Regions from separate parts of the Homo sapiens genome. Here regions 2 and 3 are each linked to region 1. Evidence: chromatin loops called from intact Hi-C (ENCODE). Cell type or tissue: dorsolateral prefrontal cortex. All regions are shown on one strand. Each heading gives the region's core, and the rest is flanking DNA. Links, peaks and the distances in the headings are about the cores only. Region 1 overlaps THEMIS (thymocyte selection associated). Region 2 has its middle 160 kb from the start of LAMA2. Region 3 overlaps PTPRK (protein tyrosine phosphatase receptor type K).

What was found. Hi-C counts contacts between places; a loop is a spot of excess contacts. Peaks named below come from ENCODE experiments on the same cell type or tissue, not always from the same donor. Only the 100,000 strongest peaks of a DNase experiment are listed, where the experiment ranks them.
Region 2: a loop joins it to region 1, with 4 times the contacts of the local background. A loop is called at or near these places in 32 of 110 quality-filtered maps.
Region 3: it touches region 1 in a loop (3-fold over the local background); 14 of 110 quality-filtered maps call a loop at or near these places.

The regions. Positions count from the first base shown.
Region 1 is chr6:127,852,554-127,858,668 of GRCh38, forward strand. THEMIS (thymocyte selection associated) reads right to left here. Exons shown (of 6, transcript NM_001010923.3): 2 at 2,477-2,635. Among named protein-coding and RNA genes, the nearest start is that of THEMIS, 45 kb to the right of the region's middle. In dorsolateral prefrontal cortex, for the core only: CTCF peaks have their summits at 1,579 (motif pointing right), 3,206 and 3,409; a DNase peak (open chromatin) is centred at 3,208; H3K4me3 peaks cover 544 bases; H3K27ac peaks cover 2,230 bases.
Region 2 is chr6:128,722,146-128,728,260 of GRCh38, forward strand. No RefSeq gene overlaps it. Among named protein-coding and RNA genes, the nearest start is that of LAMA2, 160 kb to the right of the region's middle. In dorsolateral prefrontal cortex, for the core only: CTCF peaks have their summits at 3,664 (motif pointing right) and 3,863; no DNase peak of the experiment used is centred there.
Region 3 is chr6:127,978,246-127,984,360 of GRCh38, forward strand. PTPRK (protein tyrosine phosphatase receptor type K) reads right to left here. Exons shown (of 30, transcript NM_002844.4): 23 at 4,997-5,132; 24 at 4,586-4,735; 25 at 2,871-3,044. Among named protein-coding and RNA genes, the nearest start is that of PTPRK-AS1, 47 kb to the right of the region's middle. In dorsolateral prefrontal cortex, for the core only: CTCF peaks have their summits at 2,817 and 3,018; a DNase peak (open chromatin) is centred at 2,966; H3K4me3 peaks cover 369 bases; H3K27ac peaks cover 585 bases.

The DNA.
Region 1 (6,115 bases), core at 583-5,582:
AAATCAATAGCAAAAGGAAATTTTGGGAAATTTACAAATGAGGAAGAATGTTTTAAAATACCATTTGACTTTTTAAGTCAAAAATCTAATTGGGAACTTAAATAGTTTTAAAATAGTATAAATAAAGAGATGCTGCTATTAAAATTTTTGAATAACATTAGTATCTTTGATTTCTATCTTTCTCCTTAGTGCTGATGTAGAAGAATTATCCCTGTATCTGGGATCCCTTTCATCATTATCTAGGAGTTCTCTTTGAAGAAAGAAACTATACCCTGACCAGTGCCAATCACTTTACCTTTCCATTTTCACTCTGTCCTTTACAATAAAACTGTTTTATAAACATCATTTTCAAATTGTCACTTAATAGATGCAAGATTATCATGCTAATTGGAAGTTCAAAAGAATATTCTAAATAGCAACTCCCCAAATTAAACTGTTAGCCAAAAACTAAGTGTTTTCACTATTCTAATAAGAAAAATTCCTTCTACCAAAGATTCTAGTCATTTTAACTTACTAAATATTTATTATGTGCATCTTTTTCTAAATACCATGGGGATTATTGTAATAAATAAGATTCAGATTCTGCCTCAGCAAACTTGTGATCTATTAGACAGATGGTGGTAGTCAGACAAGTACACAAATAGCCTCAATTACATGCAAAATGTGATAAATGCAATGATTAAGGCACGAAAAACTATAGTGATTTAAAAAGGGAATTGTTACATCTAATTAGAGTACTTAAGAGAGGCATCTTATAAAGTAATGGTTCTCAACACTGGCTGCTCATTAGTATCACACTGGGAGCTTTAAGAAACCTTGATGACCAGACTTTGCCACAGAGCAAACAAATCAGAATATCTCATGTAAGTGGCCTGAACATCAGAATTTTTTAAAGCTCCCTAAGTGATTCTAATGTGCAGCCAAATTTGAGAATCATTGTTATAAAAGATGAGTAAGAAAGAAATAGAATTGAACAATGTGGAAAGTTTCATTTGAAAGGGGACTGAATACTAGAGCACTTGAAAAAATCCTCACTTCAATATAGCTAATATATTTTCATTCTTCCAACCTCAGCCCAATTAAAACATTCCCTAAAAAGCTTTTCCTGACTCCTCCAATGACAGTAATAATATCTTAATAATGGTAACAAAAGCTGACACTTTTTTATGCACCTTTCTATATGCCATGTACCTTTCTAAACACTAAATATATTTCAATACGTAGCCCTCCCAATAACACTAGGAGATAGACAGTATTATTATTCCCATTTTACATGAAAGGAGGGTAAATAACTTGTCAAAGTTATTCAGCTAAGAAGTGGCAGAGCTGGGATTCAAGTACAATGGCTGCAGAATCCCTGTTCTGAAACACAACCAACTATAGTCTGATATTCCTTTTCAAGCCCCACAAAGAACACAAGTATACTTCCATCAAACCATGAAACACATCATATTGTTAAGATTTATGAGATTTTTCTCTTCCACTGGTCATTCATTCATTCATTCAGTTAACAATTCCTGAGCACACACTCTGTGCCAGAAATTGTGCTTGGTATCAGAAATACAAAGTCACATGTTCATATTTTATGTCAAGGAGTTTTAGTCTACAGCAGAGGTCAGCAAACTACAGTAGATGAGTCAAATCCTGCTTGTCACCTGTTTTTGTAAATAAAGTTTTATTGAGCCATAGCCATGCTCATTGGTTTATGTATTATCCAGAGCTGCTTTCGTGCTACCACATAAATAGCATAGTGAAATAGGTGTGACAGAGACCCTCTGGCCACAAAACCTAAAAGATTTACTATTTGGCTCTTTATAGAAAAAGTCTGCCAACCCCTAGTGTAAAAAATATGGCAAATGAGAAAGTCATCAATGACTATCCAGTGAGGTGTATGTTATGAGGCCCAACATACTATGGGAACATAAAAGAGAAATCTAGATTAGGTTAGAGGGTCAGCAAAAGTCTTCTAGATGGCATGATATTTGAGCTAGTTTTGGAGGGCTGAGTAGAGTCAATTAGATAAAAAAGACCAGGCCGACTTTTCAGTAATATTAGACAGGCAAGGTCAACGGTGATCCAAGGAGCTAGAGTAATGACAGTAGGAATAGCAAAGAGGGTAGATAGGCTTAAATGATGTTACTTAGTTCTACAGAATTTATGAAAATATATCTTTGATTTCTTGGTTCTCATTATTTAGCACAACTAGTGGTGTGTATATAGTTGGAACTCACTAAATGTTTGTTAACCAAAGAGATTAATTCTTAAGTACAAGATAAACATCTTTCACTTTAAAAAAGGAGAAAATAGTTGCTTTCCATTCGTTCTTAAAATGATCAAACTATAACAATTCCGGATTTTCCCCCCCATTATCCTAGAGTGAAAAACAGACCATTTTTTTCTTGTTTTTGGTTGTGTATATATACATATTAATAACAATATAGTTGTACAAATGATAAGTGGTTGCAATGTGCTGTACCTGGAAAATTCATAGGCAGTTCAAATGGCTGTAGAGACTCACAACCTTCAATCTGCTCACAAATTTCAGCTATGATCTTCTTAACTTTGAGACCAGTAATTTTAATCACTTCTCCTGTTGAAAAACAGCATTCATTTCCAAACATTTCATAAATAGAGCCTAAAAGGAAAGAAAAGTTAAAACAGCTTTTTAAAAAGAAAACAGTGAAAAACAAAGTAGACTCAAAAGCTTAATATAAAGTGTTTTAATTCAGTTCCTCTCTTAGCTACCTGCTAAACAGGAATTTAATCAAGCTTGGCAAAATGTACAGCATAGACCAGAAAAATATTAGATTTTCACTTTATTCACTGGGCCAAATATAAATAAATCTTATTTTTGTTATTTTTGTAAATTGAATTTATGATTTCCTCAGCACCCTCAGCTCATCTTACCATGGTCAAACTACAAACGTATCTTCCACTACTGAGATTTATGATCTGTTTTTGCTGGGTCACAAAATTAAGCTCATATGACTCAAAAATGATCTAAATAACAACTGCAAACAAGGTTGTCATACAATTGGAGATGAAAAAGAGGGTCTGCACACCAGGGCTTCACATTAAGAGGGTCATATTTATTTATTAGATCTGGTTCTCTTCATTAGCATGAAAGTAAAACTTTTTGCCCATTTTTATCTCTTGGTTTTTGACAAGCTAGAAACCATTCTGAGTATCTTTGTGGCGATAGGGGGCAGACCAACCCAGATAAACTGAAAAGCTTCATTTTAGTCAGTATTTCAATCGTCTTCTTGACAAACCTTTTATCATAGATGCTACAGCTAAGTTTTCATTCACTTATTTTCCTTTAATATTCCCTGATGGAAGGACAGTGAGGAGTAAAATAACCACAAGATGAACAACAGCCAAGAGCAGAGGCAAAAATTCTGGATAATCTACCCCCAGTGAAAAGGAAACAACCCAAAAACTATATCTCTGGCATATTATTGCTTTACAATTCAACACTAACTTAAGGCAAGTATAAATAAACATTATAGAGCTGTGAGCTTTTATATATATCAGTTTTTCCTGACTTCCAAGATGATTTACGTTGTCTTTGCCATACTACATGTGAAGTATATGAGCACAGCGTTTTAGGTTTGCTTGTTTGTTTTCTGAATTTTTCTGTGTAGAACCACCTCCTCATAGAATTGTTCCTGATATGTAGCATGCACCTAGAACATTTTTATGGTATTGATGGTTGCCAGAAAAGTTAGTAAGCCTGGTATCCAATCTAGCTCTAAACAACAACTCTGAGGTCATATCAGAGTCCCAATAGGTAACAGGGCACACTCAAATTAGAATAATTTCAGGAAGTTTATCATAGGGGCCATCTTTAAAAAGAGGCACAGCCAGTTCTAGGCAACCAAAGAAAATAAATGTCCTGACCTCACTCTTCTCCATAGGCATCCCATTAGCCAAATTCTGCCAGAAGCCAGAGGACAAGCGAGCTACTAATGTCCCCACAGAAGTCAGCTTCCCAGGCAGAGTGGGTATGAAAATCCAGCACACCCACATTACTGTCCTTATCTGAGCAAGAAGCATTTTTGCAGACAAGAAGAATACATCTAAAGAATACATATTAAGGATAGTCTATCCATTCCTCAAGCTTCCGGTACATATTTCCATAACCCTCTCCTTGTCTCATACTATTCCCTTAACTACATATGTGCTCATATTTTCGTTAACTTTAATGCTTAATGTTATCAGCAGGCTCAAGTCCTTTGTGGAACAAATTGAGGTATTAAAAATACTAATAAATCCACAGTGACATTTTTCCCCCAATTGACTCTGAATGGTTATTTGCTATGATCCTCATTTGGCAATTAATCACATACTAACATTTTATATCTTTAGTATTATCTCACCCTATACTTAATTTTTTATGAGTTTCAGTTTTTATGACTCCCAATTCAATTTTAAACTTCATGAGAAGAAATATTGCATTACTTTCTTGTATGACTACAACACATCAACTTCCCCTGTTCATTCATTCAGCAAACTTTGATTAAAAAAAAAAACCTACTATGTTGGCGATTGGCAATAGGAATCAGAGATAAAATGCATTATTCATTCCCCCCAGAAGCATTGTCTTGAAGGGAAAGAACAATTAAGCAGACAATTGCAACAGATTAGGAGAAGGGTGTAATAAAGGAAATACAGGGCAATGTGGGAGTATACTGAAGGCATTTAATTATGCAATTACATGAAAAAGAGATTAGAGAAGGATTCCTGGAGGAGATGACTGCAGATTTGAGTTTTAAAGGAAGAGTCACAGGACACCAGGACAGGCAGAGGAAATAGTATTTGAAAAGGCACTGAGATGTGAAAGAGCCTGATACATTCTGGAAACTTCAAGTACTTTGTTATGTCTAAAATGTAAGTAAGAAGGAGGAAGTGGTAAAAACAGAGACTAGGGAAGTAGAGGGAGTCCTGATGGTTCAGAGCATTCATTATTGATTCATTATCAATAAATAAAAAAGCAATTTAAAGTATGAAGCAACCACAAAGTCACAGAATCTACATTTCCAGTTATCATGGTCCAAAAACACATTTAAGGACAGGTCATTTGTACTCTAAGTGTTTGCTATACAAACCTTGGTCCACCACATCACCTGAGAGCTTGTTAGAATCTTAGACCCCAGACCTACTGAATCAGAACCTGTGTTTTTAACAAGATCCCTAGATGATTTATAAGGACATTAAGGTTTGCAAACATTGGCCTAGGCAACAAATGGATAACAATATAGTCTCTGTTTGAAATTGTTGCAAAACTAACATAGAGGGGAAAATGTGTTAAGCAGAGAAAGCACTGGGCATCATTGAGTTAGAGGATGTTATAAGTGGAGAGAGGGAAAGGGAAGGCTTTTAAGTAAAGAAGCAAATAGTAAAATTTTTCTTTGTCATATTAAATGGAACATAATCTAACGTAGCCCATTTCAGCTGAAGTCTGTTGGGCTTAATTTCAGTGCACTGATTATCTAATTGTAAATGTAATGTATATCAAATTGGCTGAGTTGGAATGTCATCTTTCTTTTAAAGGTTCAATTGGAATTCAAAATAAAAAGATAAATTTATGTGAGATTTCATATCAATTCACATGGAATAGAAGCCAGAGAATTCTATAAAAAGAAATTTCATGAGTCTTGGTCACCACAAGAAAAGCTTTTGACTCTTCAGGTCTTTTTCCAAGCAAGTCTTTCCTTTTGGAAGAAAAAAGCTCACTTCTTTCAGTCACATAAGGAAAAGACTATCATGTAAATAATAATCTTTTGTAATTTCTCTTTAATATTTCGTGACTTCCAATGTTCTTCAACCAAGAAAGCTGTTAACTCATTTTTAATAAAGAAAGTGTTCAGAGATGTCCAGCACTAGAAAGCTAGAAAGTTATGTCTATGATAGGTGACAGGGACATATAGCAAAGCTTAAGTCGCTAAAACTGGAAATCTTGTATTTTATTATCACCAATATAATGTGTCTTAAAATATATTTTTTCCTTCTTGATAAGTTAAAATGGTGAATTTTAAAAATATCCAACTTTCATTATCTCAAAACAAACACATAATATGTGTAATTGCTTTTAAAAAAATTGCTGAGATATGTG
Region 2 (6,115 bases), core at 699-5,698, 870 kb after region 1:
GTTTATTGATTAATTGGTGAGTGTATTAGTAACGGAAGAAAGCAAGTTGAAAAACTGTTTAATTTTATTTTGCTAAAAATCCTTATATATATATTTAGGCATATTTACATATATGAAGAAAAGTGTCTCAAAAGATGCGAATCTAAATGTTAACTGATGAAGCATTAAAAACTCTTTACTACTTCGTACAGTGCTGTAATGTTAGTTTTTTTAAAAAAAGAACACAAAATTTTCATAATTAAAATAAAAAGTCAAGTCTTGGGAGGGATCATAAGGTTGGCAGTGGCTACTGGAAAAACCACATGTCACTTAGCTTGGAATTGCAGTCAAAGTGACATAGACTGATGGAGAGATGTCAGGCTCAGAAAAAGCATTTCCTTATAGCCTCTTATTTGGTAATTAGTGGCAGATCTGCTTTAGAAACCAGATTCACTCTAATTTCAGCTAAACTACACTATCCCTTTTGCAGTTGAATGTTTAGACTTAAGCATAAGACTTCACATTCATCTTATTTAATATTGTCTTTAAATTACCCTGTTCTCTTAAGCTAATCCAGATGGTTTGGGGATTTTGGTTAAACAAAACAACATAGTCTCTTCATAGTTTTAGGTCACATTACAGATTTATCTAAGTTACTGCTTAAATGTTTTCATTGTATAGAACAAAGGATAGGATATCAGTCTGAGTTTTTGTATCGAAAGTCTCCTTGTTTTAAGGATATGGATGTTAAAGGTAGACTTTCACAAAACTGTGCTGTCAGCCACCTGTCCTTGGGATGTTCCCATGTTCCTATCTTTCCTTTTGTTGCTTTGCCTTCCGGTTGTATCTTCCACTCTGAACCCACCCAGAAGCATTAGACTCGCATTCTTCCCCAGCTTTTCCCCATGTGGCTGAACCTGCTTTCCCTATACAGCCTTTAAATATGGTCCTCATCCTCGTCAAAGTGCTTGCTCTCACTCAGTCTCTTTCTCGTATCTATCTGTCTATCATCCATCCATCCATCCATCCATCCATCTATCTACCTACCCACCTACCAATCATCCACATATCTATCATCTATCATCTCTCTCTCTCCCCCCCTCTCTCTCTGTCTCTTTTGTCTACCCATTTATTCCGTATAGGCAGCTGTTCTTGATTTTCACATGGATATGATGAATATGCTTACACTTTTATTTAAACAGCTTTATATGTTACCTCTTCCAGGAGAGTCTAAATTTGAAAGGAAAATTTGACCTTGAACTTTTCCATAGATTTATTCCAAATAGAAGAATAAGTCTCTTTGAACCCAAAGGACTTGGAAAAATAGATTAAAGCACTCCAGCAAATACTAAATGTCTCTATTTAGTATACATACTAAATACTAAATATCTTTGGATCCCTATGTTTTGTCTGTATAATTCAAGCATTGCTGAATTATACTTCATAATACGTTTAATATAAAATTGTGGTTTCAACTATGAAATAAAATGAATCATTATTTCACCAAATCTTTAATACGATGGATTGCCCAACAAGGTGTCTTCTGTTATACCCTCACTCCTCATGCTTTCTTGCATATCACGCCCCCAAAGCACAGTATTTACTACTTAACTTTTGTATGCATTTGCATTTGAAGAGTGTGTGTTTGAGTAGGGTATTGTCTTGCAGTATCGTTTGGTAAAGAGAGGTTGCCTTCCCAACATTTCTCAGGGACCTGCTATGCTTACTTGTAGGAGTTACATGTAAAGAAAACCACAATGTGTACATAAGTTCCTTCCTGAGATTTCCATGCACTTTGAAAGCTGAATTTCTAAGAGACCATTTCAGTGTCTTAGTCACTGAATGAATTAAATTAGTCACTGGAAGGTATTGATGCAGCTTTTAAAAGAAACAGTAGTTCCCAGAGAGTGCTAATGCTCTGCTAGAATGAGCACCAGTAGGCAGGTAAATCAGTCACACAAAATGAAATTATGTATGCACCTATTAAAGATTACCTTCTTGCTAAATAAATGAAAAATTTTATGATAGACATATTGCTTGTGATTGAAAGTCCTTGATTGCAGTGGTGCAATGACAACAGGAACTCAAGGGAACCCGCTTGAATGAATTCTTTTTATAAAAAATATTGAAAATGCACATTAAAAAGAGGTATTTTACTTTCTTCCAAATGTTTAAATCAGAAACACAACAGAGTAAAATAAATCTCTTAGTGCTAAATAATCTTAGAGAGTAAAATCTTGTTTTTTGTTAATACAAATAACATTCTTTCAGAGCATTATTTTAAATAATTTAGCAAGTGTGATCTAAATAGTTTACAGTTACAATGTACATAACAGATATTTACTAGGAACCATTCATATGAAATAAAAAAGGGATGCCTTTGCTGATAAAGGTGAGGGGGCCACTACAGGATAAAGTCAGAGGATATAGGAGAAAAATAAATAGAAAAATCTACTTGCAACCAAATTCAGGGACTTTGGAGGGTTTAAATGACTAACACAAAATGTTTGCTGGTAGAACTGGCACTTAGAAAGCATAAGATACCAACTGTAAAGATCTCACCAAGCAAAAGGCTCTCTTTTCATGGAAGCAGTAGAACAGTGAGAAAATAAATTCAAATCCTAAGAACTAACCGTGTTGTATGGATGATGGATGATGTGTCTTCAGTTATTGTTAATATAAAATTTCTATTGTCCTTTTAAATTCCACCTACCATATTAAATTGGCAGTTTCATCGCCATATTCCAATTCCTTCTCATGCTTAATTCCCTCATCATTCTGTACTGTTTCTTCTCATGTCCGTACAAGTACAAGGAAGTGGCAGAGCTGTCCTCAGCACAAACTTTGCCTAAGCGTCTCTTATGCCACTTTGGCACCTGAGACTCAAAAGGGGAGCATGAAACGTCTAATTTTTGCTTAGCTCTGTGCTGGTGCCAAGCCAGCTCCAGTCAAGAGATTTAGTAAATAATGGCAATAAAACTTATTAAGAAAGAATGTCAGGGCTTTCCTACATACTGTATATTTTTTTTCTCCAGGAAGAATTTCCCTTCAAATGTAAGATTTCCCTGTCCTAGCATGTGCGCTTTTTGCCAAAATCTCCTCTTGTTGAGTGACAATGAGTTCAAATGATGCAGTAAGTCACTTTTGACCTCTCATTTCATTCATTTTGTCACAAGTGACAGGTGTTTAAGCTGAACTATTTTCCTGCTTCTGCAGGACTAATGACCTTGAGCTTGTGAAGGTAAATTTTTTGAGGCAAAAACTAGTAAGGAAGTAAATGATTCTCTCAAGATTTCCTTACTAAATACTTCACAGAAGTCTAATGCTGCGGCTTAAGTATGAATTGTCATCTTCAGTACAATGTGGAGTTAATATTTAGCCTTTATTTTTTTTCCTTGACTAGTTTTCTCTTTGCTCACTCAAGCAAATCTTGTGCCTTTTCCTTTTATGTTATTCATTTTTGATTTGTACACTTTTCATCAGTGAAGGGGAGTTTCTGTGGGAGGAATTGTTGTCATTTGAAAGATTCTCTTAAAGCATTTGAATGATATCTTAAATAATAGCGATTTATGTGTCTAAAGGCAATTAAGGTAAATAAATTCAGTATTTTGACTTTTTAAAATAATGCATGTTATTGAATTCTTCCCCACATTGTTGAAACTTTGCATGAATTTGGTTTCTAAAGGCCAACGCTAGGGGTCACCCTTCCTTATTTTAAAGTTTTAGTCATTGTCCAGAACCCACTGACAGCCCATTAATCTCCAAAGAAAGTAAGGAATTTTGTAAAGAAAAGCAAAAGACTTTGGCTCTAAGAGTGCTAGTAATGTTGCTTTTTGTCCTTGCCCTGTCCTGAAGCCCAAATTTGTAACAAAATTTTATGAATGAGGAAATGATGTTGAGCTTTTGGGGGGCAAAAATATTCTGAGAATAAAAATTTATTCAGCTTGAGGTAGGACTAAAAAAAATAAGCATTTTAGAGTATTATTTATAGGGTATTATTTGAAACCATTAAATTTAAAAATGCATTTTTAATTTAATAACCTGTATTATAGATATGATACTGAGTTTACTTAAGAAAATAGTACAAATGTCTTCATAAAATGAAATGGGAGGACTTAATGATTATGCATATCAGACTATGGGCTTATAAAAGTTAGCTGAGAATGAAATTTTAGATAAAAAGTGTATGCTGAAATATATAATGTTTGTTCATGCTTTTTTGTTTGGCGTGTGTGTGAGTGTCTGGTTGAAAGAATATTTCCATGTATAATGATGCAAAGAATTTGCATAGTAGAAATCACTAGTTCATAGATTTGCTCTGCAGTTGTTTTGAAGGTAAGTTTAATAATTTTGTCAGGAAGCTGGTGTCTCACTCTGTCCCTATTTCTTCTTAGCTGGATTATTTCACACATAATATGGCTCTAAAAGAGATCACAATTCTCTCCAACAGTCTTGAACTGTTTTTGCTTTCATTTAAAAACAGTTACCTCTGCCCTTATACTTTTTCCTTGTTTTGAAAGTGTTCCCATTGATCTTTTATTTCATTCATCCAGATTATAAAGATAATAATCTCAGTTATGAAATGTTTATTTGCTAAGCACAGAGGCTTCGCATCTTCATTTTCGAGGTGAAGAAACTGAGGCACAGTAATGTAAATGGAATGCCAGAAGCAGGATCTGAACTGAGGCTGCCAGACACCAGAATATATGAATACATTCCTAAACTTTAGGTTGTGCCGAATTGGCTACCCAACCACAAAACTGCATATCAGTTACACAGCACACATGCATAAGTGCCCCCAAAGCACCTAAACATGAGGTGGGAAATGCACAATTACCAGGAATTTTCTGAAGATACTGATGTAATTTCAAATGAATGATTCTAACAGTGGCATTTTGGACACAGTAGTGGGATCAGTAGAGTGCCTATCTGAAAAAAGTGGGGATCACACAACATCCTCAATTTTCCCACAAAGGAAGCACATCAACTAGCAGAGCCAGCAGCCTTTGTAGCAACAACTGGGTAACTCACTCCTTGGGGACAGTGATGTTTGAGTGTGTTGGGAAGACAGGGAATGGTTAAACAGGATATAATGACATTTAATTGGTTCTTTAGGCAGGATCCCCCCCATCTATAGCTTTCCCCAAATTCAGAGGAACAACAAATTTCTCCTTCCTCTGTGCGCCTTGGCAATTTGTATATATGTTATTACTGTAATTTTCTCATTACCTCATAATTATGTCTTTGGTTTCCTGCACCTAATCTATACACTCACAGAAGTTGAGACTGTCTTGTTCCTTGTGGCATCACCAACATATATCACAGTGTCAAACATATGAGAAACTGAAAACAGTTGTGAAGAAATGAATTTCTAATTTTAAGAGACTCTTTGCCATATTTTTCAATATAAGACTAAAATGTTGCATAACAGCATTAAGGTGAGAATTGGGGCTGGGTGTGCAGGGATGCTGTGCTAGACAGATGCAGCAAGTTACAAGTGATTCAGAGAGAGAAAAAGGGAAGGGAAGGGAGGGAAGGGAAAAGTAGGGGAGGGAGGGGAAGGGAGGTGGAGGAAAAAGGAAAGGAAAATGATGAGGCTCACCTCATACCTGGACCAACGTTGCTTTTCTGTGCCGGTTTCCAGGTGGCAGTCTATATATTGCACTGCAAAGGTTAAAATAATCCTTTGCCAAACTGAGTTTGGTATAGGCAATTAAATCTCTGCTTCATTGTCAGCATTGACAGAAACTATTTTGGGGCTGAGGAAACAACCTCTTGTCTTCTAGATGCCTGATGAGACATCTGTCACTCGGCATCCCTACCTGCTGCTCCTGTTTACACCTCATCAGTCTAGTTACAAAATCTGCCAATTTCCCATGTTTGCCCACGACATTTTTACTCACACTTGATTTTTCTGGAGTTGAGAAACCCTCTTTGAGATTTAAGAAGTCATGGAGAAGACTTAAATCATGGAAATTTAAGAAGTCACATGCCGACTTCTATATTGGCTTTGTTCTGTGCACTTAACCCATTCCATCTCTCTCCTCTTTTCTCTGAGCAAATCCTTCTCCTGGCCTCAGGCAGCCTTGGTACCAGCAAGTGGAGGGAAGGGAAGAAATTAGCAAGAAAGTTTTCA
Region 3 (6,115 bases), core at 442-5,441, 130 kb after region 1:
CCCACCCAAATCTCACCTAGAATTGTAATAATCCCCACATGTCAAGGGCAGGACCAGGTGGAGATAATTGAATCATGCAGGCAGTTTCCCCCATGCTGTTCTCCAGATAGTGAGTGAGTTCTCATGACATCTGGTGGTTTTATAAGGGGCTTCCCCCTTTGCTTGGCACTCCTTCCCCTTCCTGCCACCATGAGAAGAAGGACGGGTTTGCTTCCCCTTCGGCCATAATTGCAGGGATCCTGAGGCCTCCCCAGCCCTGTGGAACTGTGAGTCAATTAAAACTCTTTCCTTTATAAATTACCCAGTCTCAGGTATGTTTTTATTAGCAGTGTGAGAATGAACTAATACAATGAGAAAAGTTAGAAGAAAGGAAGCTCTTCTTCCAATCAAATGTCTGCTCCATGCAAAGGTAAGTCAAAGCAGACTGACGGCTATCTACTCATTTTTTGAGCCACAGGGGAGGGGATATGCATGAGGAGGAGCTGATAAGAGAGGAGAAGACTGAAGACTTCCTATTCTTTTTCCCTCTAAATGCAGGAACATATGTAAGGCTTTGAAATTACAGAATTCTTGGCCCTAGCTCCTAATCCCTCATAGACCTGGCAAAAGGGTACTAATGATGGGGATAAAGGGTAGGGAGAAAGAAGTGAACAATAAACCCTGTTCTTGTAAATCAAACCAGCTTTACTTCTCCAACGGTTCATTTGCACTACTAAATCCCCAGAACAGCTTTAACTATGAAATGTCTTTTTTTTGAATCACAGGGGATTAAGCAGACAGTAAGAGCAGGTGGATTACAAGCTTCAACTTTCATACAGAAAAAAAGACAAGCTTGGACAAGAAAGCAAGACCCCATCTTTACAAAAAATAATAAAAAAAAAATTAGCTGGGCATGATGGCATACACCTTAGTTCTAGCTACTTGGTAGGCTGAGGTGGGAGGACCACTTGAGCCCAGGAGATTGAGGCTGCAGTCATCTGTGATCATGCACGACACTCCAGCCTGTGCTACAGAGTGAGAGCTTGTCTCAAAAAGAAAAAGAAAAAAGAAAAGAAAAGGAGACAATCTGGACATTGAGAAAAATTTGACAAAGATGCCAATGGCAAAAAATTCAAAGGCATCAATGCTTTTCTAAATATTATTATTTTCTCCTTTTCTTGTTCACACATCCTTTTTTTATTCCATATTTAGATGCAGAAATGAAAAAGTATTGTATGCCATCTCTCTATTTAGTATATTTGCCTTTCCAGACACCTAATATAAAAAGAAAAGGTATAATTAGGATTTAATGTGATTTCAGTGGATGTGATTAATGGCCAGGCAAGACTCCGATCACAGCAAGGATGAGAGCTTTTCACAGGCAAGAGTGACCACAGCAAGGACGAGAGCCTGCCTTTAGACTATTCCGCTTTGCAGCACCAAAAAGAGTAAAGTAACTGGTGAAGACTACTCGTAGAAACAGAATGTGGGCTTAACAGGAACAATAACTTAGAAAGCCTGTTATAGTCAGAAAGAAATGAACCGTGGCTTCTAATTTCTCCTTGATATGGTTTCATAGGAGAAAGGGCAAAAGCTAGAAATGAAGGCAGTAAACTGTTTAAAAAGATTATAAACCATGATAGCTTTCTTGCTTCTTTCCAACATAATCAAAGTAAAGTGGCCAAAGTCATAATTTAAAACTTTCTTTCCTTGGGAGGCCAAGGTGGGCGGATCATGAGGTCAGGAGTTTGAGACCAGCCTGGCCAATGTGGTGAAATCTCATCTCTACTAAAAATACAAAAAAGGCCCGGCACGGTGGCTTACGCCTGTAATCCCAGTACTTTGGGGGGCCGAGGCAGGTGGATCACCTGAGGTCAGGAGTTCAATACCAATCTGACCAACATGGTGAAACCCCATCTCTACTAAATACAAAAAATTAGCCGTGCATGGTGGTGCATGCCTGTAGTCCCAGCTACTTGGGAGGCAAAGGCAGGAGAATCGCTTGAACCTGGGAAGCAGAGGTTGCAGTGAGCCGAGATTGTGCCATTGCACTCCAGCCTGGGCAACAAGAGCGAAACTCTGTCTCAAAAACAAAAACAACAACAAACAAACAAAATAAGCGGGGTGTGGTAGAGCACGCTCCTGTATTCCAAGTTACTCAAGAGTCTGAGGCAGGAGAATTGCTTGAACCTGGGAGGCGGAGGTTGCAGTGAGCTGAGATCATGCCACTGCACTCCAGCCTGGGCGACAGAGTGAGACTCTGTCTAAAAAAAAAAAAACCAAAAACTAAAACAGAAAACTTTCTTTCCATATTGTTCTGTCTATGGGCTATATAACACCCTGCAATTTAAGATTTTAGAATGGGGCAAGATTGTTCTTTCATTATGATGGATGTGTTAACATAATACCATCCATCCCCTCTCTAGTTACTTATAATAGTCCTTATTGATTAATGGCCAACAAATTAATTGTAAATTATTGAAACATTAAATGTCAGAAATAAAAATTTCCCAAATTAACATGATTTTTGTAGGATTTGGCATTCTGTGATTTAAAAAATTCATTTCTAATTATATTCAAAATAGATAAGGCATGATTTTCTTTTCTGAAAATAATTAAGATGAAATTTATAACTTGCAATATTTACTACATGAATATAATAATTGACAATCAAGCTCCAAATCTACAATAAAGCTATAAAAATGACAGTTCTTAAGAATCTCTATAGGGAAAACCTAAAATCATTTTCCAAAAAAATGTGTTTCAATAAAAGTTTCCACTTTTCCTTTTTAGGTTATTTTAATTTCCTCGAAAAGAAAACTAGCCAGTGTTCAGTTGCATTATGTAGCTTTCCACAACACTCTACACTAACAAAGAGGGCAGTCTCTTACGTCCATAAGAGCAGCATTGATGTAGTTACTGCTCTCCCCATCAATTGTAATTAAAAAAGGCAGACATCTGTCAGGTGGCAGCATGTCCATGAAACGGTTCTTGTCATGGTTCCTTGGCAGGCACGCTATACTGCAGTCTTCAGCTTGTAGTCGAGGGGTGACTGAATTCAGAGTCTAAAAAGAAAAGAGAACCCAGGTTAAAAGACAGTGTGACCCATTTAACAGTATAACACAGATCCATCAGGAATTTAGAAGGCCAAGTAGAAAGTGAAGGATTTGTGCGAGGCAATGGCATTTGCTACTATGACAGGCTGATAGACCTTGTAGTTAAAGCTAATGAAGCCTGAGAAGTGACAAAGAAACAAGACACACATTGTTCAGGGCTCCTCTTCTTAAAAGGAAAAGGTACGCTAAACAACACTGCTACCTGCAAAATGCATTGCCTTAACCAAAGAAAATGCAATCGGGCAGTCCATTATGATAATGACCCTTCATCACACTGGGAAACGGTATCATTTGTAGTAACATCTGGGCTTGCCATATTTGAAGATAAGCTATGGCATGTTGGAAAGAGCACTGGATCAACAATCAAAGAATTTGGTCTCTGCCCTTGATTTTATTTTCACCCACCTTCAGGGGTGTTTTAAGGGCAGTGAAAACATTTAGGGCTATTTTGAAATAACATGTACTACAAACTTCATTTATTATTATTATTACTATTATTATTTTTGAGACAGGGTCTTACTCTGTTGCCCAGGTTGGAGTGCAGTGGCAATATCTTGGCTCACCACAGCCTTCCAGGGTTAAGCAAACTTCCAGGGTCAAGCAATCCTCCCATCTCAACCTCCTGAGTAGCTGGGACTACAGGCATGCACCACCACACCCGGCTATTTTTTATATTTTTTGTAGAGATGAGGTTTTGCCATGTTGGCCAGGCTGGTCTTGAACTGCTGACCTCAAGATCTGCCTGCCTTGGCATCCCAAAGTGCTAGGATTATAGGTGTGAGCTGCCACTGAACCCAGACTCAGTTATAATTAATGTGCTTGATCTCATCACATTGTGAGTGACCCAGGTCAAAATCTGTATGACTGCATGAAAAAAAGGCTATAAATACACACTAAATACACACAAATCACCACTCATTTTGACTTGTTATTATTTCTTTTTTTTTTCTGAGACGGAGTCTCGCTCTGTTGCCCATGCTGGAGTGCAGTGGTGCAATCTCGGCTCACTGCAAGCTCCGCCTGCCAGGTTCACGCCATTCTCCTGCCTCAGCCTCCCGAGTAGCTGGGACTACAGGCACCCGCCACCATGCCTGGCTAATTTTTTTTGTCTTTTTAGTAGAGACGGGGTTTCACCGTGTTAGCCAGGATGGTCTCGATCTCCTGACCTCGTGATCCACCCGCCTCGGCCTCCCAAAGTGCTGGGATTGCAGGCATGAGCCACTGCGCCTGGCCTAATTTTTGACTTTTATGATACCTTTCCCCTTTGCTCTTCCCTAAGTCTGAACTTATTTGTCATTTTGGATATAGTAGATATAAATTCATCAATAGAAAAGTGACTATATAATATGTATAATGAAAGAGATACGTATTGTATTTAAAACAGGATCAAAGGTTATAAATTTGACTTGAAAGACCTTCCTTGAAAGGATTCCTAGCGCCCAGAACAAATTGTAGTAAGTCACAAAAGAGGTTTTAGAAATAGTTAATACCTGAAATTCATCCTTGAGATGTGAAGAGTTAGTCTGGGAGTCTATTCTAATCATATCAAAATATGCAGCTTTAAATTCACAGACAGGTATGGCAGTTTCTCCACATAAGCAGGCTTCTAAAATGGCATCATGAATAAAAATGTACTGTTCCTACCAAAAGAATGAAAAAGAAAATTTTGTACTAGTTTTAGTATCACTTTTCTGTCATCAAAGTTAGGAAATACAGAAAATTTTCTCTATATGGAAATATGAATTAAAACACCAATATTTTTCTATATGACTCAGCTAATATTGATTACACATGAAAAACATCTCTTTCGGTTGAGTAGAGTATATATGAGAGACATCTACTCTTTGTTTGCAAAAAAAATAAAAAATAAAAAAAAGTCCACTACAGGTAAATCTACATACCTCTGTCTGGACCATATTAATACGCCGAGATCTTAAGGCTTTGACACAATTGTAAATATCAACAACACCCTCTCTTTCAGCCATGTCTAGCATGATGTCAATCACAATGTAGCAGCCAGTTCGTCCAGCACCAGCACTGAAAAACAATTAAATTTAATGAATTGTAAGAAGCATGTTAGTCTTCATAACCTTAAATAAGGACTTTTTCCACTGTCAGATAGGTAGAATCAAATTGATTTAACAAACTGCAAGGCACAGCACTTGTCCCTGCTGTGTAAAAGCTTATTAATGTACAAATAGCTTCATGCAGAGTATCTGCTTTGGTATAAACTAAAGATTGGAACAAGAGTTCTAAATTATTTTCAAATTGAAAATAACACTGTTTAAGTTCCACACCTCTCTCACAATTTTCATTTTATGTAAATTTAATACACATAATTTCAAGTTCATAGAATTGATCAAGTGGCAGATTCACGCTTCAAAATTTAACTCAAGATTGAATATTTTTAGATTCATCTAGTTGTGTGTCCTCTGGCAACAATGTGAGAATGTTGGCTCACTCACTGTCTTCACCTCTTGTAAATACCAAGGCAAAAGAAAATTAATTCCCAAAACTTTAAACGGGAAATCTGAGGAGCCACGCTTCACAGGAAATGCAAATGGTGGGGGTGGGCAAGAGAATGACGGTTATCAAAGGGGAGGAGAGTAACAGTGTAAAGACTATTTGAATCATGATCTGAAGAGAAATGAAAATGAATTATTAGGTGTAGAATATGATTCCCAGCAAATCAAAAGGCTAGCCGCTATCTTACTGTATTTAATTCTAAAGTTAATTTTTAAAAATACTTTTAAAAAATTATATTTTAGTCTTTAATTGGCAAATAATAATGTATATATTCTTGGGTACATAGTGATATTTTAATACACATAATGTAGAGTGATCAGAAAAGGGTGATTGGCATATGCGTCCTCTCAAACATGTATCATTTATGTTGTGAACATTCAGTATCTTCCTTCTAGCTCTCTCAAACTAAACATTATCATTTACCAGACTCATCCTACAGTGGTACAGAACACTAAAATGTATTCCTCTATCTCACCATATTTTGTGTCCTTTAA